3 separate regions of the Homo sapiens genome follow, and regions 1 and 2 are each linked to region 3. The links are chromatin loops, found by intact Hi-C in ENCODE. Cell type or tissue: endothelial cell of umbilical vein. All regions are shown on one strand.

Region 1 (8,000 bases), 600 kb after region 3:
TTGTTCTCTAGGGTTTATTATATGGCTATAAAGACATCCTATGATTTGACAGACTAAATGTGTTAAATGGCAACAATTATGAAAAAGGTTCCAATTAAAACCTGAAGGCATATCCAACCAAGAACAGATATAACGAAAGGTCAGGTATGTAGATTTTGGGGCACACTGGTATTTTGCACAGGATTGTTTTTGAAAGGAGGGTTTTATTTTTGTTTCTTTTTTGTTTATTTGGGGTTTTGCATTAGCTACAACTTACTGAACAGTAGATCTTTAGGCATATGCTTGATTTCCCTTGGATGGGAAACTGAGACCATTTGGAAAAATTATTTGAAAAAATAAAACATTTAATATATAGTCATAAAATGCAGCTGGTGGCCATAAAATAATATGAAAATTCACAGATAACCTGAACCCAGTCAAAAGGTTTCTGAGATTCCCATAATATGGCACTAAAAGCTGACTAATGTAACAGATGTGTTGGAACAAACGTAATTCTCAGTGTTTCTACGAATCCAAGGGTAACCCTGATGAAACGTTGGCTAATGAATTATTAGTAACCACTGAAAACTATTTCACAGAGGAGCTCAGTAGGAACTAAAAATTATTTCACCAAATAGAATTGAACAAAAGTGGCATGAAATTGACAAAGCCATGAAAAAACGTCAATTTACTTTTTAACATATACGGTATCCCTTTAAAAAGACATTGATTTTCCTCTTGCTACGGTATATGGCCTTTATGATGCTTTCTGAGGAAAATGGCTTAAATTTAAATCTTTAATCTTTAAGAAATGAAATATAACAACATTTAAGCAGGGAGTTATTTTATAGAATGCATTTTATGGCCCATGTACTTTTGAATTAAATCTCCTGGAAAAACATAATAAAAAAATTTATACCTACATGTAAAATATTTATGAAATCAAAAATTAAATGAAATAATAAAAATAATGAATGTTGTGCAGATGTTAGAAAGGAGTAAGTCAGAAGAGAGGTAATTAAACGAAAAAGTAAAATTGCTCTTCAATATTACACTGGAGATATCTGGGAAGATGGAGAAGTGAACGGAAACTCCAGGAAACCTGATTCTCACCCTCAATTTAAAATAGTCATGAAACTATCTTAAAAGGAGTTCTATGCAGCTGCAGCGAGATACACAAAACATGCACATTCCGGATTCTGTTAGGAATTATACATCCCAGGATTTTGCCAAAACTGTGGGAACTCAATGCCACTGCAATTTTAAAAAACGTTATTACATTTCTGTCACACAATTATTATCCAATATGTCATAGTAGGAAAATGATCACTATAGACGAAAAGGAACTAAACTCACCCATAATCTTGACACTCAGAAATAAACACTGTTCATATTTTGGGACATGGACTTCCAGAGCTTTCTTTCTCTCCTTCCTATCCTTCTTTTTCCATTGAACAACATATCCTGAATGTTTTTCCGAAGTGAATCGCATATATCTATACAATTACTCTCAGTGGCTGCAGGATATTCCATATGGCACCATATTAGTAATCCCAACAGTTACTATTACCACTGTCATTTATTGTACACACAGGACATACCAGGCATTGTGATGAAGACTTCATGTGCATTTTGGCCCATTTGATCTTCATACCAGCCCTATTAATTTAGCACTCTTACTCATATTTTGCAGATGAGAAAATTGAGATTCGAAGATGTAAAGTAATTTACCCAGTGTTACACAGCAAATAAGTGGCAGGGCCAGAACTTAAACTCAGATATGTCTGAGTCCAAGAGTCTAACCAGGATGTCCTGCCACTACTGGTGGTCTAACCACCATTGTGCCACTATTTAATTCATCAGTGCCCTGAGATAACTTATCTCCATATATACCGTTTGGGTTTTTTTTCCTCATACTGCAAAACCCTGATGTGAACATCCCTCTGGATAGCTACATATCCAGTTTCTTCCTCTTAGGTTACATTTCTAGAAGTAGAATTACTTGGTCACAAGGCACACATGTTATTGAAGGTTTTGGTTATATATTACCAAATTGCCTCTCTGACAGGTTCCACCAAGTGACTCTCCCACCAACACATATGAGATAACTGTTATCCTCTTAACTTTGCCATCATTGTATGTTATTTTTAATTTTTGCTAGTCTGATAAGGCTGTGCCATTTTAGAAAGAAATGAGTGTCATCTCTTAATGACAGCAGAAAGGAGCAGTGAATTAGACAAACACAGACCCACCAAGGTGACACAAGGTGAAAATCAATGTCTTCTTAAAGGGATACCTTTTCCTTCCTGTCCTCATCTCCCTGATGAAATCACAGGTCTTTGAACAAGAGGCCCAGTAAACACTTAGTACAGTAACTGGCCAATTACGGTACTAAATAATGCTTTGGGAAAATGTTGCGTCTTCTATTTTCCCTCAACTTCCATGCAAATTCAGAGAGTAGAATTTTTTTTCTAAACACCCCCAAAAAAAGGATCGTTCAGTTTCTGCCCGGACACTCACAATGACTACAAGCTACCAGTAATAAAGGACATTTAAATTTCAAAGAAATTAGATTATTAAAAAGTTTTTCTAAAGTTAACCCTAAATCTCTTGCCCACTAATATCTTCTCTTTAATTTTAGTTCCATGCTGTCATATACAGTACAAGAAAGTTATCCCGTCCTCCATGTGGCAGCCTTTCCTATATTTGATGAGAATCACCATGCCCCAAGTGGTACATCCCTTCTCTGGGTCAACCCCAGGCCCAGACAGAATGTGTTCAGAGTATTACCATAAGGGGTACCATGGTAAGCCACACCAAGGACTCTCCTGACTCTTTCAGGGAAAGAAGTCTAAGGGCATATGAATATTTTTAGCAGGCTTGTCATACTGAGACTCACACTGAACGAACAGCCTTCTCCAGGTCAACTAATAGCCTTTTGACCTGCAGTCAGGCCAAGTATTCCATTACTGTTTCTGAAATTGACAATAACACAACTACACCAAAACTAACTTAGTCTCTAGGGATTTATGTTTATCTCTTGTTTAATTTCTTCTTACCAGTTTTGGACCTTTATAGAGCCAAAAATATTTTTGGATTTCACTTCTGTCATTGGTATAATTCATCTTCATTTGAAGTCACTGGTAATGATGAATAGGGCAGGATTGGGGCCAGACTCACAGAAGATCACTGGCTCCCTTCCTTTGGGTAACCTCCAATCCATTAGTCAATACACTCTGAGGGCTCAAGTTCTGTGTTTTTGTCCATGACCTCTAGACCCATTCTCTCTGTGGCACTCATCTTGTCCACCAGTGCAGTTAGCTATCCTATCACCAAATGGATTTATTTGGAGAATTAAGAGTCATGGGATTAAGGTGAAGGAAATATGTTATCTTGTGAGCATGGAATTGAAAACTAGGAAGAGCTGGAGCACAACCTGTCATCGTCATTTGGGTGGAACAGGACTAGCTTATTGCTAGATATAATCCACTGCGTGAAAACAAGGACCATGAGTTGCACGTGTCATTTTGATGGGCAGCTGGGAGCAGGCACAAACACTTGAACACAGAGTTTCTAGCCAAGGAGAGGCAGTTTTTCTCCTGCAGGGTCTTGGGGACTTTGGGAGGGAAAAGATTTTTGAATGTTTATATTTGAAGAAAACGACTATGTTTGTTTCTGGAATCTAATAAAAACTAGTGATGTGAGTTATAGTTTGGTTAGTAAAGATTTACTTTTCATAAGGAGGAGGCATCTGTGTACACATTTTTGAAAGACCTGCCCAGGTCCTTGAAAGAAACACAAGCTGCTACTGATGGTTTTTATTGCTAAGGGTACAAGCTTGCCATCTAGTGGTGACTTGTGTAAACTGAAGGTATTAATTTTTTTTTTTTTAATTAAGCAAAAAGTTCCTTTAGTCATGAACCATCATGGCATGCATACACACATACATATACACATACACACATACACGCATACATACACAGTGGTCCCATGCCTAAGCCCATCTGGAGAAGCATCATACTTTCTCCCACTGCTCAGTGAAGTTTACACTGAGGCCAGTGTGAGAACTCCGTCTAACAGGCCAGTTGGGAATGTTTTGGGCTTGCCAGGCGGCTCTGTCCTCTGTTCATAGAAGTATCACTCATTCACTCACTCACTCCACTCATCCACTCTGACGTCCACCTGTCCATACAATTATTAAGTACCAGGCATGACAACCAGTAAAGCAACAAGAACCATGTAAAATCATGGGCATGATCAATTTGGGGGGAAAAACTTTAGTTAAATACAACAATAAATTTATAAGGGGTATTTTTTATTGGGTCAATGCCCAGTTTTCACCTAAAATGTGGCTGAAAACATCCCTGTAAGTCAAATCATATTTTCTCATCAAAATACTTTAACCCAACCAAACACTAGAGTTAAATAAATCATTCATACAATCAATATAGATCCTTAAGACCAGGCTACATTTTTATGCTGTTCTATAAGAATTAAAAATAAAAAACGCTAAAAGTTCTACATACACAATTATACTGTGTACAATGAAATCTATAGCTGAATTAGATATGTATTAAAAATACTTTGCTAGTTATAACAAATATTAATCTAACACTTAGCTAACAAAAATCTTGTTGTCAGTCTTACAATTTAGAAGGGTTTTATAAGCCTTTTAATAACGTAGTAAAACAAAGTATGCTGTGAGGTCTTTTTATGTATTTGATAAGTTTCCCTATAATAAGTAAATGGATTCCAAATCTTTATATTAACTTTATTATAACATTTTCAAAAAATAGTCTATAGCTTTACATTTTGCCATGAGGTGGCAAATCCATGCACAGGTGAATAGTAAAATTTCTAAAGCAATATAAAAAAAAAAGGGTTAAAAAGTGATTTTCACTACATATATTATCGTTAGGCAGTTTTATTTTAAGGAATACTTTAATTTCATTTTTAATTACAAAGAAAGGGGAAATTTTCAAAAGAAAATTAATAGTTATGTTATCTTCATCAAATCCCCTTAAAGATAAAGGCTTGAAGGAGGTACCTTCCTCAAGGTCATAAGACCAGGCAGTGGAAGAGTGAACCGCTTGGTTTTGAACTTTTGTCCATCTGACTATAAATCCTGGGTGTGTGAGGGTCTACCTTCTGTGATGGTTCTCTTATTTCCACAACTCTCAATAGAATGTGAAATCAACAGTGGTCTCATGTGCAATTAGTGACATCATCCTAGTTTTGTTAAACCAGGACAGAATAAGTTGTGTTAAGTTTTGCTAAACTTATTTGAACTATTTTATCCTATAATAGACTTATCCCTGCAAAATTCACCAACCCCTAATCCCTACCATCAGAAATCACTGTAAAGGAGAATAAAATCTCGTTAGTTTTTCATATAGATATTTTAAAACCACATTATAAATGACTGCAATTGTTTCTCCATATAGTTCAGCTTCTTAAATTAGAAGAGAAGGGAAAAAGAAAGGAGAGAACATTTTTTTTCTTTTGTGGTAATTTAAAGTAAAATATATTTGAATGAGCATAATACATTAGAAGTATCACGTAAACTGTAATTTTAGTAAAAGTGCACTCCAATGTAATCACTTATGGCATTTACAGAAAGAGATAACACTTCAGCGAGGAGTAAGTGAACAATGGGTACACAAAACTGAGCAGCAAAAGCAAAAAGGAAAGAAAATGAAACTTTAATTTTCAGTCGCTGAAGTTTGGGAGCTTAGAGAAGTTTTTAAACAAAGGCCCAGTTGTAAGTCTGTTCCCATGAGACAATCCTACATAATTCAAGACACAGGAAAAATGAGTGCAGATGAGAGAAAATTGCTGCAGTTGATGGAGGTAACTATGCAGAAGAATATGTTTAGGCTACTGTGAAGATGAGGAATTTAAGGTGCAATTAAGTCAGGGCTCAGTCACTTGACCTCAGCTGCCTTTTATTAGCCAGTAGCTACAAGATTACCAGCATAATTGCAATTAACTAATTGTGTGCATATTTGTTTCTTGAATGCTTATCTTTTCTGCTTCAGCGTCAACTTCATGAAGACATGTGTCTCTCTTGTTCCCTGGCACAGTACCTGACACATAGCAAGTACTCAGTTAACCTCTCCTTAATGCAGAGCTTACTGTAGTGTAGTAGTATGAGCTAAGGCTCTGGAAGTCAGAATTAGGTTGAGACCTTGGCTCTTCTACTTAAGAGCTGTGACAACCGTGGGCAGGTCATTTAACTTCTAGGTACCCATGTTCCTTACCTATGAAATGAAACAGTAATAGAACTTACCCAATGTGGTTGCTGTGAGGATGAAACGAGATAATGACTGTAAAGACGTTAGCACAGGGCCAAGTACATAGATGGTTCTCCATCATGGCGGATCTTACTAGCTTTTATTTGTGTCATGGGAGTTGGGTGGCTCATCTGCTTTTAGACTTGAGTGTGTATGCGGGTTACCTGGGGGAGGTGGCTGCCTTGTGGATTTCTGCAAGCTGTCATCAGTCACTGGATTCTGATTTGGTAGGGCTGCATCTAGGCCCAGAAATTTGCATTTTTAACAGGCATCTGGGAATAATTTTGATTCAGGGAGTCTTTAGACCACCCTGCAGAAACACTACTTTAGAAAGAGAATCCTCTTTTCCCAGATTTCTGAAGAGACGGGCAAAGTAACAGAACTCATATATTTATACATAATGCTCAGGGGTGGATAATGAAAGGAAGAACTAGCATCTTTGGGAAAAGATATATATATAAATATATGTATATATATATATATATATGCACAGTATATAGAAATGAAATATATTTCATTAAATTCCAGCCTGAAGAGCCAGCAACATTTATATTACTCCCATATTTCCCAGTGAAGCACCCCATACTTAGTCTCTACCTCCTCTTTTTTTCCTATGTATTCCCCTTAATAACTGGGTGAGGAAGGACCCCCATTTGCTTTTGTGGAGATCTCTCAAGGTTTCCCCAGAGATGTGGAGTAAATGAAAAGCAAACCAAATAGTGTAAAGTTGGGGGAAGGATGTCTCCGTTTTTAAAAATTAGTCTTTTTCAAAATTGTTTTTATGCTAAGGGGCTAGAGTCTTAAAAACCAATTATAATTTTTTTTTCTTTTAGGTTTTGGATCATATTATTGAGCTGTAAAGTTGGGAGACTCCAAAAAAGTCTAAAAGGGCTTCCTTTTTTTTTCCCCAAGTAAAAACTTCTTTTTACTTTTCTTTTCTTTCTTTTCTCTCTCTCTTTCTTTCAAGACAGGGTCTCACTCTGTCACCCAGACTGGAGTGCAGTAGTGTGATCACAGCTCACTGCAGCCTTGACCTCCTGGGCTCAAGAGATCCTCCAGCAACCTCAGCCTCCTGAGTAGCTGGGACTACAGGCACACACTACGATGTCCGGCTAATTAAAAAAAATTTTTTTTGTGTAGAGATGGGGGTCTCACTATGTTGCCCCAACTGGCAAGTAAAAACTTTCTAACATAAAAGTGCCTAAGATAAATGACATTTGTGTCTGTGTAACTTGTCGCTATCTTGTCCTAGCCCAAGGTGTTCAATACAGCCCTACCCTTCGCGAGTTCAATTCCCATTCTTGTGCCTGGTTTTTGTTTGCTAATAAATCAGGTGTTCTTAAGGGCGCATTAACTCATCTAGATCAACCTAAAAGGCTAGTTTCCAACTAGCTCCTGAAGGCTAACTGGAAATTAACCTTTCAGGTAAATTTTTAAAAAAAGAAAGAAAAGAAAAAAGAAATATTCATATTCCTTCATGAGTGCTTGGAACTCAGGATGCCCTGTAGGTGGAATTCCTCTTACCAGCAGGTTCTCTGGCTTGATATCACGGTGGACGATGTTCAGGCTATGCAGGTATTTGATGGCGCTGGCTAGGTTGTACAGCATCCCACTGGCGTCTCTCTCGGTGTATTTGTTAGTGGAAGTAATGGCATCAAAAAGGTCTCCCCCCTGAGAAGAGAACAGAAGCTGAAGCAGCACATTAACAGACGGGCCAGTGGGGCCACC
Region 2 (8,000 bases), 410 kb after region 3:
TGGTATCTATAAGATATATTTGTAATGAATGCGCTTAGCTGATCATGTTGGTAAAATCTTCCTTTAAATTATTTATCTGATTCCATAACTAAATTGAATTCCTGTGAATAGACTTGAGCAGTAGTTACTCAATAATGAACCTCTATTTACTCATTTTTTAAATCCCTTCATTTATTGCATCAGACACTGAAAATATTACTAAATAATTAGACTGACATTTTTTCTTAATTGAATAGTTATAGAGAATTGACAAAATCATTTATACAAATTGACCAAACTAATATAGACATAATACAGAATTTTAACCATCTCTTCTTTCAGACTCATTTCCTGTGTTCTACTCTGAACTGTTATTTCAAGATCGATGAGATAGACAATATAGAAATTCTGTTTGCCTTTAGTATGGAAACTGTTCTTTCATAAAATGTCATTGTTTACATTGCTGAATGAGAAACATCCACACTAATTGGTGTAGATGAAATACAAAAAATTTTGAAAGGAATAAATCAGGAAAGGGATTGAAGGGAATAAATTACTAGTTAAATGTGATCACAGGAAAAGTTGAAAAGTATTATTTATAATATTTTATATACTTAAAAAATGAAAAGCAGTTTTTGGCAATCTTAATTCAAGAAATCATTTATTCATTAAGTGAATTCCAAATTGGTTTCAACACCATGGAAATCACAGAGAATGACTTTGTTCACATATTTAGTGACCGCCGTAATTTAGAAAATTGTCTTACATGGCTCTGCAATAGCTGAAATTTACAAAGCTAGATGTACAGCTCTTTTCCATGTTGTTGAAATCAGTGTCCTCTTTAAATCACTAGGAAGTTGATGATAAATGACTGCAGTAAGTGAGAGGCGTAGTGAGCCATGCACCATCACTACTTATTTCACGGACCTGAGCAAGACTCCCTACCTACCTGTCAAGACACCTCTAGGAAGCTTCTGATGGCTTCTTAGGAAATAAAAAGGCCTTTTTTTTTTCTTTTTTCTGTTTATGGAAACTTAGTATGGGCCTTGACTCTCAGTAATTTATATTTCTTTCCCATTAGCTAGCAAACATCCAAAATTGCCCAGTGATTCCCAAACTGTGTAATAGCTGAGTTAATTCATAGTGGAAGAAAGATATTCCCTTCTAGTCATCTCAGAGGTAAGCTGGAGGACTTCAGGCAGGAAAATAAATGTATATCAGAGTTTCTCATAAAATTGCTTAATTTCAAACTAATATTTAAAAATGAGAAATGAAACTGTAACATGGTATTAAAAAAGGTAATTTAAATTATTTTTCTTTTAAACATGAGTGTGTTTTAATAAGAAATTTATTTATGTTAAATCATATTATGTACCTAATGGAGCCAAGAGAAAGTTTAGCATTTTAGAAAGGGAAAATTTTCATTTAGGTCTCTGTACTTTCATTTAGGTGTCTGTAAAATACTACTGAGGTAGTATTTTTCCATTTCTAGGAACTGAAGATCTGATACATATAAATCAAGTACAGAAATTTAAAGAGCATATTCTCCTTTTTATATATATTTCAAAGTAAAAAAAAAATAAAAGGATATGAAGGTGTACTAAGTTTTGATGGTCTCTCATTTCTTTCTTGACTCATTTCAGGCCCTAGAAAGTGAATTTGTTTCTTGCCAACTTCATCAGTGGATCGACCTTATATTTGGCTATAAGCAGCGAGGACCAGAAGCAGTTCGTGCTCTGAATGTTTTTCACTACTTGACTTATGAAGGCTCTGTGAACCTGGATAGTATCACTGATCCTGTGCTCAGGGAGGTAGGTGTTAAATCCCATATTATTCCAAAAATTTCTGTCATCTCTCAAACACAAATTTGACATTTCATCTCTTTCTGTATAATTTTGTTTTCAACATAACTTCTTACAAAACAGATTTCAGGTTCTTGACATATGTGGAAAAATTGAAAAGTCCCAAAACAAGTAATGCAACCAGTATGTGGTTCCTTTTTAAATTTCAGACACTTTAAATATACTTCTATATCTGTATATTTGTTTTTCTTACTTCAAAATTTACATTAAAATATGTAATGCTTTACGTATTTTAGTAATAAGTGAAACCTAGCTGAATATTTAAATAGGAATATTCCACATTAACATAATCTGCCACTGTGGCTATTCTTAAAAATAACAGCACAAGTGCTAGGATTACAGGTTCAGTGGCTCTTGCCTGTAATTCCAGCACTTTGGGAGGCCAAGGTGAGTGAATGGCTTGAGCCCAGGAGTTCGAGACCAGCCTGGCCAATATGCTGAAACCCCATCTCTACAAAAAATACAAAAATTAGCAGGGTGTGGTGGCGCAGCTGTGTGGTCCCAGCTACTGTGGGGGCTGAGGTGAGAAGATCACTTGAACCCAGGAGGCAGAGGTTGCCATGAGCCAAGATTGCACCACTGCACTCCAGCCTGGGTGACAGAGCGAGACCCTATCTCAAAAAAATAATAAATATAAATAAAAGGAATATTTCTACCTTTTAGACAGAATACTCAAAAACATGCATGAATGAAATAGATGCAGTTATGCTATTTTATTCTTATGTGTTTTCAATCTGAAATGTTTATAGCTAACAGTTGGGAATTATGTGCTGTAGTATGTATATAGTATTTTTAGTGAAAATATTCATATAAAATATTACTTAAATCATTTCTACATTGCACAAAATGATTTCAGATAAGTGGAAAGAGTGAAGATGCAACAGCTGCTACATAAGTGTTGCTTCAAGGAAGTGATATCCCAGTCTTCCATTCTACCAGATATCTGCCATCTGTCGTATGCAAAACAAGTAATCATTTCTGCATCTCCAGCCAGTGGAATGCTTTTCTTATTTTTTATTTTAAAGGTGGAAAACTTGGAGATGGGCGCAATGAAGCTCTACAGAAAAATTTGCATTCATAAGTTTATTTCTTATATACCTCTATAAAATTAAAATGACTCCATTTGTATGGTTCAAGCAAAGAAGAGGAAAAGGAAGGGAAGAGCCTCATAATCATTGATCCTTGGACCCTTAGGGCAAAATATTCTGAGAACACGTTGCAAGCGTATTATTAGGGGCAATATTGTACCATATTGTGTGCACACAAGATAAAATTATTGCCTGAAGCCAAGAGAAAAACATAGAGACAGAATGAATGAATGAGAGAGAAGGCAGGTGTTATGAAATGGCTGGTGAAATAAGGAATTTTCTCTACAAATCATTACACTCACCCAACTGAGTATCCCCAGTTGTGTATAAATTGTAATCAGATTATTTGGTAGGAGATAATTCTGAGCTTAATTAGTCTCAACTGTACACCCTTGCTTATTACATGCCTGTTTTATTAAATACTTTATAAACTATTCTTTTAAGGCTAATACCTTTTAGAATCAGAAAAAAAGAAAACAGTTGTAATAGTTCATCCTTATATTCTAAGATCAACTGAATTGTCTTTTGACTTCTAAATGTCATAGGCATTTTTGCTTTTGGATATTTTGTTATACATTTTTACCCATTATAATAAAGTCCTGTTCTTATAAAGAAAGTTGCAAGTTAATCCTGTTGGGCAAAACAAATTAAATACATTAAACACAAAATAAAATAAATTAAATAAATTAAATACAAAATAAAATACATTAAGCATCTTATATGTGATGAAAGTGCAAGGCAGCATTAAAATTGACAGAAAAATAGCAGGTTTGTCCAATTTAAATGAGGGTTTAAAAAGAGATAACTGAAAGAATTTGAAAATGAAATTAAAATGGAAATTTTCTTTACATGGATACAGTGTTCATTATTTGAATCTTATCAAAATACCTGTTTCTACAAAATAACATCATTGCTTTGGACAGTGAAAGAATTGTGTATAAGGCTTTGTTAATGTAGAACTTCTTAATGAAACATTACATAGAAATGTAAAATTTAAAATGTAAAAATTAAAAATTAAAAATTGTCTTCTGTTGAATGGGAATGATTCAAGCATATGTTGGCATATTATATAGATGGTCTGAACAATATCTTGTATTACAGCTTCATGACCTTCTAGTGATGCAGACTCTCTGCTACTAGGGTGCCTCAGCTCAGGACTCTGTCTCCTTTCAGCATGCTCATTCGAAGCACATAATTGCCAGACACTCAGGTTTCATTAGAGAGACCCAGAGTCATACTGTGAAATGTTATGTTCTTTCTCCCCAGACCCCTTGCCCACTTCCTCAACCCTATAATTCTGTGTCAGTTCTTAGAACACGATACATGTGAAGGAGCGCATACCTGGAATACTCTTACTTCCCTTCCCCCAGCCCCCAGAGGCCTGAGCACACATCAGCAGAGAGGTTTACCATGACCCTGTGGACCTGTGTGGACTCAAGATTGCTTAGGAAGAGCCTCTATCTCCTTGTGACCACTAGGGGGCCATTTAGTACAGTGTAGACATAACAGATTAAATGATTTCAAGGAATGCTAGTTAATTTCCCCTTTCCCACTTCCCACCATTCCCCCCTCTAACATATTCCCATTGCTGTTAATGCCAGTTAGCCAAGTAGAAGCTAACAGATTCCCACAAAGACAGTTCTGCACTAACATTTAAGAATGTGAGGAATAGTGTCCTCCAAAGGACGAGAGCCCACCTGAATCCTGTGAGCTGGGTAAGTGAGGCCGAGTCATTCAATCTCACTTTACCTCAGTTGCTCTCTCTGTAAATACATCTATTGTTATAAGAAAGAACCCAGATAAAATGGAGTGAAGTACAGCATATTCATTATTTAGTGGTCATTTATGCACCCTTACCTATATACAACCCCTATGAGTAGACCATGTGGGAGGCACAATACCTTTTTTTAAAACATTCTTGTTGAGTTCCTGGAGGTCTTGTACTGCTGTGTTGCGACTTGAGAGAGTTGATTCCCACCTAAGTGGTTGGACACAGACTCTTGGAAAAAGCAGAGTTTAAGATATTAACCCTTTTATTGAGCTCAATACATTTATTTTATTTGATAATGTTTATCTTAGTATTTTTAAAATACAAAGATTGTACATTTCATATAGATAAAACCAAAGGAAGGCTAATTATGGCTACACTAAACTCCATCTAGCCTAAGATGGATTTTTTCATGCTTAAATTAAACACTAATTTAAAAAGAGAAATATTTAATATATGAATATCTATATATGTCTCCTTTGTAAAAAAAAAAAAAAAAAAAAAAATTCTACTACTTGCCTATAACTTTGAGTTTTGAAGTTAGTGCTAAAGTTTGAGAAATGGCTTAAGGTTATTGATTCATTCTTTCTTGACAGGTGAAATCATGAAGCAGCACTAACCACAGCAATTATGGCATTAAAATGTCAAGAAATTAGAGGTCAGAATAACAGATAATTTTCTTCTCTATGTCAGATTGAAAATTGACATTCTTTGACAGTTTAGGAACTCTGGCTGAGAAAATTATGACAGCTTAACTTATTTTATACTTGTAAAGCAGTAATTGATAATAAACTTTATCATGACAGCCTCTGGGCAGAAACATGACAGTACAGTTCTGGTACAAAGCTCTTCTTAATATGTAAACACTAGATCTGTTGGATAGTAGATATTATTTAAATTGTCTAAAGTCTTGGCTTACATCGTAATCTTCTATGCACTTTTTTTCATAGATGAGCTGTACTATTTGAGCAGTTTTTCAAGCATTATAAAGAATATTTTTTCTTATCGGTTTTTATATATTAATAAAAAGTATATGATCTGATTTATATTTTTACTTACTAAATGATGACCAAGAAACTTCATCCTATGACCTGCTTAGGAAAGAGAATATTCTGGTTGGTAATCATTTAGTCCCATGGTTTTCTAACACCTTGATGCTCAAATGTGGCCCATAACCCAGCAGAATCAGCATCACCTGGGAACTTGCTAGAACTTCAGCCTCTCAGCCTTCCCCAACCTACTAAATACATGTAATGAGATCCCTAGGCAACTTGTTTGAGACATTAACTTTTAAGAAGCACTGCTCTACTAAAGGTGTGTTAGAATCATTTGGAAAGCTTTTTTTTTTTCCCCTACAAAAGTACAGAGAATGGTATAATGAACCTCCATGTACCTATCACCCAATTTCAAAAATTTAAAACCATTTCATCAAAACCTCACCCCTCCCCTTGTATTTTTTTTCTTTCTTTCAGAGACAGTCTCACTCTGTCACCAAGGCTGAAGTGCAGCGGCTTACTGCACCCCACCTCCCAGGTTCAAGCAATTCTCCCACCTCAGCCTCCCAAGTAACTGAGATTATAGACACCCACAACCGCACCTGGCTAATTTTTGTATTTTTAGTAGAGACAGGGTTTCACCATGTTGGCCAGGATGGTCTTGAACTCCTGACCTCAGGTGATCTGCCTGCCTCAGCCTACAAAAGTGCTGGGATTACAGGCATGAGCCACTGTGCACGGCCCCCCTGTACTATTTTTAATACACATGTCATACCCATCTAACTCCCCATCCACTCTATCCTCCCCATCACATGGGCATCTCAGAATATCCAGGGAAAGGCTTCAATGAAGCAAGTCTTATTTTGAAAAAAAAAAAAAAAAATTATCTGGGAATTTCACACACATTCCCAATTAAAAACCATTAATCTAGCTAACACTCTCATTAAATAATTTTTTGTTTGTTTGTTTTGAGACAGAGTCTCGCTCTGTCGCCCAGGCTGAAGTGCAGTGGCGCAATCTGGGCTCACTGCAAGCTCTGCCTCCCGGGTTCACGCCATTCTCCTGCCTCAGCCTCCCAAGTAGCTGGGACTACAGGCGCCTGCTGCCACGCCCGGCTAATTTTTTGTATTTTTAGTAGAGATGGGGTTTCACCATGTTAGCCAGGATGGTCTCAATTTCCTGATCTTGTGATCCGCCCACCTCGGCCTTCCAAAGTGCTGGGATTACAGGCGTGAGCCACCGCGCCCGGCCTAAATAATTTTTTCAGCTGGGCGTGATAGCTCACGCCTGTAATCCCCACACTTTGGGAGACCGAGGCGGGTGGATCACTAGGTCAGGAGTTCAAGACCTGTCTGCCTCAGAGTATGATTATATTGTATGCCATAGGCAACAAAAATGGATAGAAAGATGGGAATGATATTATAAGTTGTATCACAGCTCAACCATTAGTATTTGAGTGACATTAAGTCAGTCACTTGAATTTTATGTACCTGTATTTTCTCACCTAAAAAATTGATGACAGAGATGATACCTAATTCATGGGAGAAAAATATGTGAAAATACTTAAACTATAAAGCACTACACAGGCATTATTACCTAAAGGCATAATTAAATGAAGTTATCTTAGAAGAACTTTTGTTTTAATAATTTCATTATATATGACACCAAAACTATCAATTTAATTTTAAAAAATCTGTTAGCAACAGAGAAAATAAGTTAATTTGTTTTTAATATTATTTAGTAAAAAGAAGCAGTTGTGGCTTTTAAATTTATTTTCAATACTGTCTCCAAAATTTTATAAAGATGGCCTAATTGCAGCCCACTTATTGCCTGTAACATTCTTTCTTGATCTAAATTAGTATTAGCATTTATATCCTTTATTATCCTTTATATTTTTAAAAGTTTTACATTAGGCCAGGCGCTGTGGCTCATGCCTGTAATCCCAGCACTTTGGAAAGCCGAGGCAGGCAGATCACGAGGTCAGGAGATTGAGACTATCCTGGCTAACACGGTGAAACCCCATCTCTACTAAAAATACAAAAAATAGCTGGGCGTGGTGGCGGGCACCTGTAGTCCCAGCTACTCGGGAGGCTGAGGCAGGAGAATGGTGTGAACCCGGGAGGCGCAGCTTGTAGTGAGCCAAGATCATACCACTGCACTCCAGCCTGGGCGACAGAGTGAGACTATCTGAAAAAAAAGTTTTACTTTAGTGTCATTAGTTTTGTATTCATATTATCAAATGAATTAGCAACACTATTACTGGCATTAAAGTTGTACTGGTTCAGCAAGAGAAAAAAATTGAGTCAGT
Region 3 (8,000 bases):
TCTTTTTAAGACTTTATAATGGGTGGGTAACCATATCTCATTTGGTTTTATGTTTTCTTTCCTATTGATTAATGATGGTGAGTATTCTTTTTTGCATATGCTTATGGGCCATTGAAATCCCTTGCTATCTTTTAAAATTTTTCTTGAGATATGAGTTCTTTATATATTCTTCATATATGTCCTTTGTGAGAAACATGCAGTCTAGAATTTTTTGTTCCATTTTGTTGTATATATTTTTATTTTCTTAAAATTGTTAATAACAAAAGTTTCTAATTTGACAGAGTTCATTGTCTCAAATAGTTTCGTCTTTTATGATTTGTGCCATTTGTAAATCATAAGAAATCTTTACCTACCACAAAGTCATGTAGATATTCTACTATATTTTCTTCTAAAATAAAAGTTTTGTAGTTTTATCTTTATTAGGTTTCTGATCTGTTTTGACTTAGTTTTTGTGTCTGTGGTGAGGTAAAGGTTGGGATTTGGCTCTGTCTTTATGTATATTAATGTTTTAGTACCATTCAATTACCTTGGAATTGATTTAAAATCAATTGACCACCTATGTGTAGATCTATTTCTAGACTCCATTCTGTCCCATGAACTATATGTCACTACTGCACTATCTTCCTGTATCGTAGCTTTATATTAAGTTTTGAAAGAGATGATGTAATGTAAGTCCTGTAACTATTTTTTTTTTACTTTTCTGGGTTAATTCGCATTTTCATGTAAATTTTAGAAGTGACTTGTCAATTCTAAAGCAACAAAAAAAGAAATTCTGCTGAAATTTTAATTACAACTCTGTTGAACCTTTTAATTTGAGGAGACTCTTCATCATAATACTGAGTATTCAAACTTTTGAAATTGTCATTCATTGGGATCTTTAATTTTTTTCAGCAACTTATTGTAGTTTTCATTGTAAAACTCTTGTACTTATTTTTATGTCTTTTTAAATTTTTATGTTTTTCTAAATTTTCATGTGTTTGATGATATTATATTAGATTTTTTGCTGTAAATTTCCAATTGGGAGTTAGAAGCCAGACCAAAAAGAGTACATAGTGTATGATTCCATTTTTATGAAATTATAGGAAATGCAAATTAATTTATCTTAAAAAATAGCAAATCAGTGATTGCCTGTGTCAATTTTACCTCAATAAAACTGAAAAAAGGGGATAATTTTGTATTAGTACATTGATTTTTATATATTGATTTTATATTTTATAATCTTGCCACTTACTTTTAGTAAACGTGGTAAGTTGTTTAGAACTTTCTAAACTCACATAATCGATCTAACACTTTCTGTAGTTTCCTTATTATTTTCTATGCATGAGATAATGTCACTTGTAGCTTTAGTATTATTTATCCTAAAATGTTTGAGAATTCACCAGTACAGCCATTTCTGCCTGGAATTTTCTTTCTGGGAAAATTTAAATTATAGATTTAGTTTTTTTAATTGATAAATGAGTATCCAGATAGTATATTTATTTTTGTATCTGTTTTGTTATTTTTGTCTTCAATGAATTTACCCATCTTATCTAAGTTGTTGGATTTATTGCCATAAATTCTTTGTAATTTTAAAAATTTTATTATTAATATTTTAAAATATAAGCATGATCCCTAATGATGTTCCCTCTTTCATTTCAGATTTTGTTATTTTGTTTTTTCTCATTTTTTCATTATCAGAATAGCTATTGCTTTTCAATATTATGATTTCCCCCCAAAAATGATACTGTGTTCATTAATATTTTTAGAGTGTTTTTTTTCTATTATGTGAATTCTGCTCTTATTACTCCTTTCTATTTACATCACGTTTGCTTGCTTTTTTCTTCCCATATCTTAGAGTGGAAACTGAGATTGAGTGTCTATAAACTGTGGACCATGGGCCAAATCATTCTGCCACCAGCTTTGTACATAAAGTTATTGGAATACAGCCACACTCATTTGCTTATGTATTGCCTATCACTGCTGTCACATTACTGTGACTGAGTTAAATAGTTGGAACAGAGACGATATGGCCTAAAGCTTAAAATATTTACTGTCTTATCCTTTACAGATGTTTCCCAGCCCCTCTCTTGGATCTTTGATTTTAGAACTTTCTTGTTTAATGATATGGTATATGAGCATTTAAAGCCATAACTTTTCCTCCAAGCACAGTTTTACCTGTATTGTACAAATGTAGTATTTTTTATATTCAATTCAATATTTTTTTCTAATTTTCCCTATTTCTTCTTGGATTCATACACTTTACAGAGGTGCATTTTGACATTTATCTTCCTTCACTAAAAATACTGCCATGCAATCCATTCAAATTGTTGCATGAATTAATAGTATGTTCCTTTTTTATTTCTCAGTCATATTCTATGGTACGGATGACAGTTTGTTTAAACATACACCTACTAAAGGACATTTAAGTTTTTTTCCAGTTTGGGGCTATTAAAAATAAAGTTACAGTGGACATCTGTTTTTATGTGAACATACATTTTTGTTTCTCTGGGATAAGTACCCAAGAGTGAGATTACTTGCTCTATGGTAAGTATATGATTAGTTTTATAAGAAACTGCAAAACTGTCTTCTAGAGTGGCTTAACCACTTTATGTTTCCACTGGCAATGTGTGAGTGGTCCAGTTTCTCCTCATTGTTACCAGCATTTTTTTAAGCATTCTGATAGTATGTAGTGATATCTTACTGTGGTCTGAATTTGCATTTTCCTAATGGATAAATATGCAGAACATCTTTTCTTGTGTTTATTTTCCATCAATATGTCTCCTTCATGAATTGTCTGTTCATGTCTTTTGCCTATTTTTTAATTGGATCACTGTTTAACTTTTGAACTCTGAGAGTTTTTGTTATATTCAAATACAAGTCCTTTTTTAGAAATTTAGTTTGCAAATATTTTATCTTAGACGTGCTCCCTGTTTCATCCTTTTAATGGGTTTTTTAGCAGAGAAAAATTTAAATTTTTTTTAATCTGGCTTGTCAGATTTACCTTTTTATAGTTAAGCTTTTGGTGTCATGTCTAAGAGCTCTTCACCTACCTCTACTTTCCCAAAATTTATATTGTATTTTCTATAAAGTTTTGTGGTTTAAAAGTTGTTTTACTTTTAAGTCTGTGATCTATTTTGAGCTGATGTCTGTGTAAGGTGTGAGGTTTAGGTTGAGGTACACATTTTTGCCTATGAATGTTCATTTGTTCCAGCACCATTTGTTGAAAAGGCTATCCTTGCCCATGAGGCATGTTTTTAAGACCTTTTAAGGCAAATTTAGAGAGGCCTCTCTTCTTGGATTGCTTTTGCCACACTTAGAAAGGGTAGACTTGCTAGAATTTCTCCTGAATGCTCAGTGTATTTAATGAGATCTCTCCTTTCTGGCTGGAGGGAATACAGACTATTCCCAGCACTATGCACTCTCAGTGATGTTTGTGTTGCAGCTCCTTCATAATTATTCTTTTCAAAAAATTATTCTATTCTAGCCCTTGGAGCTTTCAGGCTTCACATAAGTAGATTGCTATTCAGCCTAAGACTCAGGTTTTGGGAAATTTTTTTCTTCATAGCTTCCTCCTCTCAGGGACTCTGTTCTGCAAATTCTATTCACCTTGGCCGTTTTGAACTACAGTCTCAGTCGTGTCAACTCAAAAACATTGCAGGACTCAGTATTTGCCATAATATAGGAAATACCTCCATAAAGGAAACATGGATGATGGGGGAGCTCACCTCATTGGTTTCCCTGTCCTTAGGGTTCATAGTCCTGTACTCCCTGTATTGCCTGAAAATAGTTGTTCCCTGTATTTGTCTAATATTTTTAACTGTTAGCATGGAAGGTAATTTTAGACCATCTTACTTTTTCAAGGCTACAAATGAATTTTATATTCTTATCATGTTGTCAATGATTTCTTTTATAAATTTTAATTCTTTTAATTGTTTCCCTTTCAGTATGTTGACAGAATATCCTGAAATGTTAACTCACTTATTATTCCTAATTATTTTTCTATAGATTGTTTCAAAATGTATATGTATATACATAATTCTGTCATCCACGAATAATGGGGGAGTTTTTTCTCCCATTAAAATCCTTGCACCTTTTAATTTCTTTTTCTGAACTTACAGTGCCACCCAGTACCTCTAATGCAATTTATTATAGTCATGGTTATAGCAGGCATTCTTTTTAAATTCTTCATCTCAGATGAAAAACATTGAACATTTATCATTAACTATGATGCTTCTTACCTATTAATTATATATAATTTTCAATAAATGTTATACATCTCTTATATTTGTAATTAACAAAAACTTGCTATCATGACGTATGTTGAAGTTTATCTTATGCTTTTTAAATATACACTAAGATGATCATGTGGTTTTTCTCCTTCTGTTAACATGGTATACTATATTGATTTAATTTTTAAATGCTAAAAGAATTCTCAATTTCTGTAAGAAATCCAATTTCATTGTAATGTGAAATAGATTTATCTCTTGAAAGCTTCTATAAGATTATTTTTTTATTTTTTCCCCTGAAATATTTAGTAAACTTCACAAGCAAAGACACCTAATCCTGGATCTCTTCTTTTAGGAAAGTTTCTTAATTAAAATTTCAATTTAATTAGTTACAGATCTCCCAAAATTTTCTATTTTTTTCTGGTGTCAGCTTTGTTAGGTTTTTGCTGGCATAAAGCTTTTCATAATATTATTGTGTTATTCTTTTAACATTCATATAATCTGTAGTAATGTCCCTTCTTTTTAATCTTGATATTCTTTATTTAAGCTAGCCAGCTTGTCTGCCTTCCTGCCTTCCTGCCTTGCCTTCCTTGCCTTCCTTGCCTTCCTTCCTTTTCTTGATAAGCTCTGGCAGTGATTAATCAGTTTTATTCATATTGCCAAAAAAATGTCTAGAGAGAAATAACAAGAAACGGTTAAGTTGAAAGTTGTACATTGTTTGTTTCCTTAGTGCAGTAGTTTTCTAACATCAGCATGCATCAGAATAACATAGAGGGCTTGTTAACATACAGATTGCTGGATACCTAATTCAGTAGGACTCCAGTAGGGCATGAGAATTTAGGGCACCTCTAACAAGTTTTTAGGTGTGTTAGTCAAGCTTATTTAGAGAAACAGATTAAATAGGATGTTTACATTCATATGAATATACATGCATATACACATGATTTATTATAAAAATTTGGCTCACATGATTATGGAAACTGAAAATTCCCAGTATCTGCAGTTAGTATGCTAAAGACCCAGGAGAACCAATGTGTAGTTCTAATCAAAGTACCAAGGTCGGAGAACCAAGAGAGCCAGTGATACAAGTTCCTATCCAAAAGCTGGCTGGCTCAAGACTGAAGAAGAGCCGATGTTTCCGTCTGAGTCCAAAGGCCAAGAAGAGACCAGTACTCCTAGCTCAAACATTCAGGCAGAAGGAGTTTGCTCAACTTTTTTGTTCTATTCATATCTTCAACTGACTAGATGAAGCCTTCTTCCATGAAGGAGGGCAGTCTACCTATTCAAATGTTAATCTTATCAATAGATACCCTCACAGTCATACCCAGAGTGCTGTTTAATCAAATATCTGGACACCCAGTAAAATTGACCCATAAAATTAACCACGATGCTAGATCATGCTGATGCTGCTGGTCCAGAATACACACTTTGAGAAACAGTGTGTAATTGATAATCCTCCACATCGCAGGAGTTATCCTTGATTTATCGAGGTCCTATTCCCAGACAATGCATGGCCCTTCCTTACTCTAGTTTAACTTAATTTACCCCAAATTTTGCAGACATACATGTACATATGTATGCATGTGTGCATGTTCATCTTAAATTCACACCCTGCAAGAAAGTATACTTATTTTATTGGTCAACATCTGTTTTGATTTAGCCAAATGACTATCATTTTTTGTTGCTCATCATTCTTTTCTGAATGTCTGACCTCCACCTAGTATCATATTTCTTCTTCTGAAAGAACGCTTCTTAGTATTTGATTTAGTGCAGGTTTGCCTGTCATGAATTTTTAGTTCCTATTTCTCTAAACATCTTGGAAATCCACCTCGATGTTTGAAAGGATATTTTGAACCAATAGAATTCTAGGTTGGCAATTATTTTCTTATAGTGCTTTGAAAATATCATTTTATTGTCTTTTGGCTTTTTTCATTCTGTGTTTTATTTATTTATTTTATAGGTTAATTCCTAGTCATATTGTTTCTGTTCTCCACTCCAACCCACCTGATGTCTGTTTTAAAGGTGTTCTGTATTTTGGGAGTTGATAAGTTTTACTATGATGTTTTCAGGCGCTGTGGATTTTCTTTGTATTTATCCTGCTTAAGATTTGTAGAGTTTTTCAAATCTGAAGTTTTATCACTTTCATTCAATTTTGAAACTTCCTAGCCATTACCTCTTCAGGTATTGCTTCTGACCCATTTTATCCTTCTGTTAGAGCTTATCTTACATAAAAATTAGACTTTTTAAAAATACATTTCTTACCTATCTATATCCTTTCCCCCTATGCCTATTTCTCTCTCAGTGATTTTGAGTATTTTCTTTTAACCTATAGTCTACTTTACTAATTATCTCTTTAGCTGTGTCCAGTCTTCTCAGTTCTTAATTTCAAGTTTTATAAGTACTCAAATTTCCATTTGACTTTTGTGGTTTAATATTATCTTCCAGCTGGGCGTGATGGCTCACGACTGTAATCCCAGCATTTTGGGAGGCCGAGGTGGGCAGATCACAAGGTCAGGAGTTCGAGACCAGCCTGACCTTCATAGTGAAACCCCATCTCTGCTAAAAATACAAAAATTAGCTGGGCATGGTGGTGAGTGCCTGTAATCCCAGCTACTTGGGAGGCTGAGGCAGAAGAATTGTTTGAACCCAGGAGGCCAAGGTTGCAGTGAGCTGAGATTGTGCCATTGCACTCCAGCCTGGCGACAGAGTGAGACACTATTTCAAAAAAAAAAACAAAAAACTAAAAAAACTTCCAATTGTCTATCTTATCCAGTTGTTTATCTTGATCTTTAATTTCCTTGAATGTAAATATAGTTACCCTAAAGTCTTTGATTATTTATCAGAGCTACCTCTGTCATCTTGTGTTACTTTTGGTATTCAATAATATCTTCCTGTCTACTTATATTTCTTTTCTTGTTATTATTATGTGAAAAACCTATGTAGTATCTGAAAGATTATAAACATAATATGAAAGTACAAAGTGGTGTTTTCTTCCAGAAAAAAATGTATTTTTTTCTAGTAAGCATTAGCAATCCTAAAGGACCTTAATGAAGTCAAGGTTAGAGGGCCAGTCTTTTTTCGATTCACCACTTCTTTAAAGTGTAGTTCTATAGGATCTCAACCTATAGAATCATAAATCAGATAAACCTATAGAACCTTACATCATAAGGGTTTTTCTAAGCTTTTTTTCCTCTTTAGTAGGCTCTGAGCTCCAAAAATTTTGTTGAATTTCAATCATTCAGTTGCTTCTACCAAAACATGTCCATGGGAGAAGAGCGGTCCAGAAACCAAAATCATCTTAGAGTTTCTTCTTCAGGATCATGGTCAAATAATTGACTTCTGTCTTAACTCTCCATTTCCCTCAGAGAAGTGTTTTTGATTTTGTCCAGCTTTTTTAGTTGTTCTCAGCAGGAGAATTTGCCTATTACTAAAGGTAGAAATCCACATTATTTTTATATAGTTATTGTGTTTATGATCATATATTAGATGGAGTGTAAATGTTAAAATGGCTTGGTTTTTTTTAATCACTGATTTCAGCTGGATTATGTCAGATCCATTCCTTCTGATCCTTAATTATATAATAGAAAAATGTGTAACTTTTTGGTAATTTTTAAGTTGTATAAAGTTCATCCAATTAAACATTTTCAACTCCTTACATGACTTTCTTTATTTTAGTGAAGGGTTTTGATGGTAATTTTTTCCTTTCTTTAAACTTGTCTATATTTTTATACTTAAAGCAGTTCTGCTTTTTAAAAAAATCAAACTGACAATTTTTATATTTTAATTGGTATTTCT

The links. Hi-C counts contacts between places; a loop is a spot of excess contacts. Peaks named below come from ENCODE experiments on the same cell type or tissue, not always from the same donor. Only the 100,000 strongest peaks of a DNase experiment are listed, where the experiment ranks them.
Region 1: a loop joins it to region 3, with 3.0 times the contacts of the local background. A loop is called at or near these places in 7 of 110 quality-filtered maps.
Region 2: a loop joins it to region 3, with 2.3 times the contacts of the local background. A loop is called at or near these places in 5 of 110 quality-filtered maps.

Annotation. Positions count from the first base shown.
Region 1 is chr13:35,814,933-35,822,932 of GRCh38, forward strand. It overlaps DCLK1 (doublecortin like kinase 1), which reads right to left. Exons shown (of 17, transcript NM_001330071.2): 11 at 7,797-7,943. Among named protein-coding and RNA genes, the nearest start is that of LINC00445, 120 kb to the left of the region's middle. In endothelial cell of umbilical vein, a CTCF peak has its summit at 3,829 (motif pointing left); no DNase peak of the experiment used is centred here.
Region 2 is chr13:35,626,459-35,634,458 of GRCh38, forward strand. NBEA (neurobeachin) reads left to right here. Exons shown (of 59, transcript NM_001385012.1): 49 at 1,623-1,790. Among named protein-coding and RNA genes, the nearest start is that of LINC00445, 67 kb to the right of the region's middle. RefSeq lists a silencer at 4,356-4,405. In endothelial cell of umbilical vein, a CTCF peak has its summit at 4,390 (motif pointing right); no DNase peak of the experiment used is centred here.
Region 3 is chr13:35,214,416-35,222,415 of GRCh38, forward strand. The region is part of intron 33 of NBEA (neurobeachin); the gene reads left to right. Among named protein-coding and RNA genes, the nearest start is that of MAB21L1, 260 kb to the right of the region's middle. In endothelial cell of umbilical vein, no CTCF peak of the experiment used is centred here; a DNase peak (open chromatin) is centred at 4,796.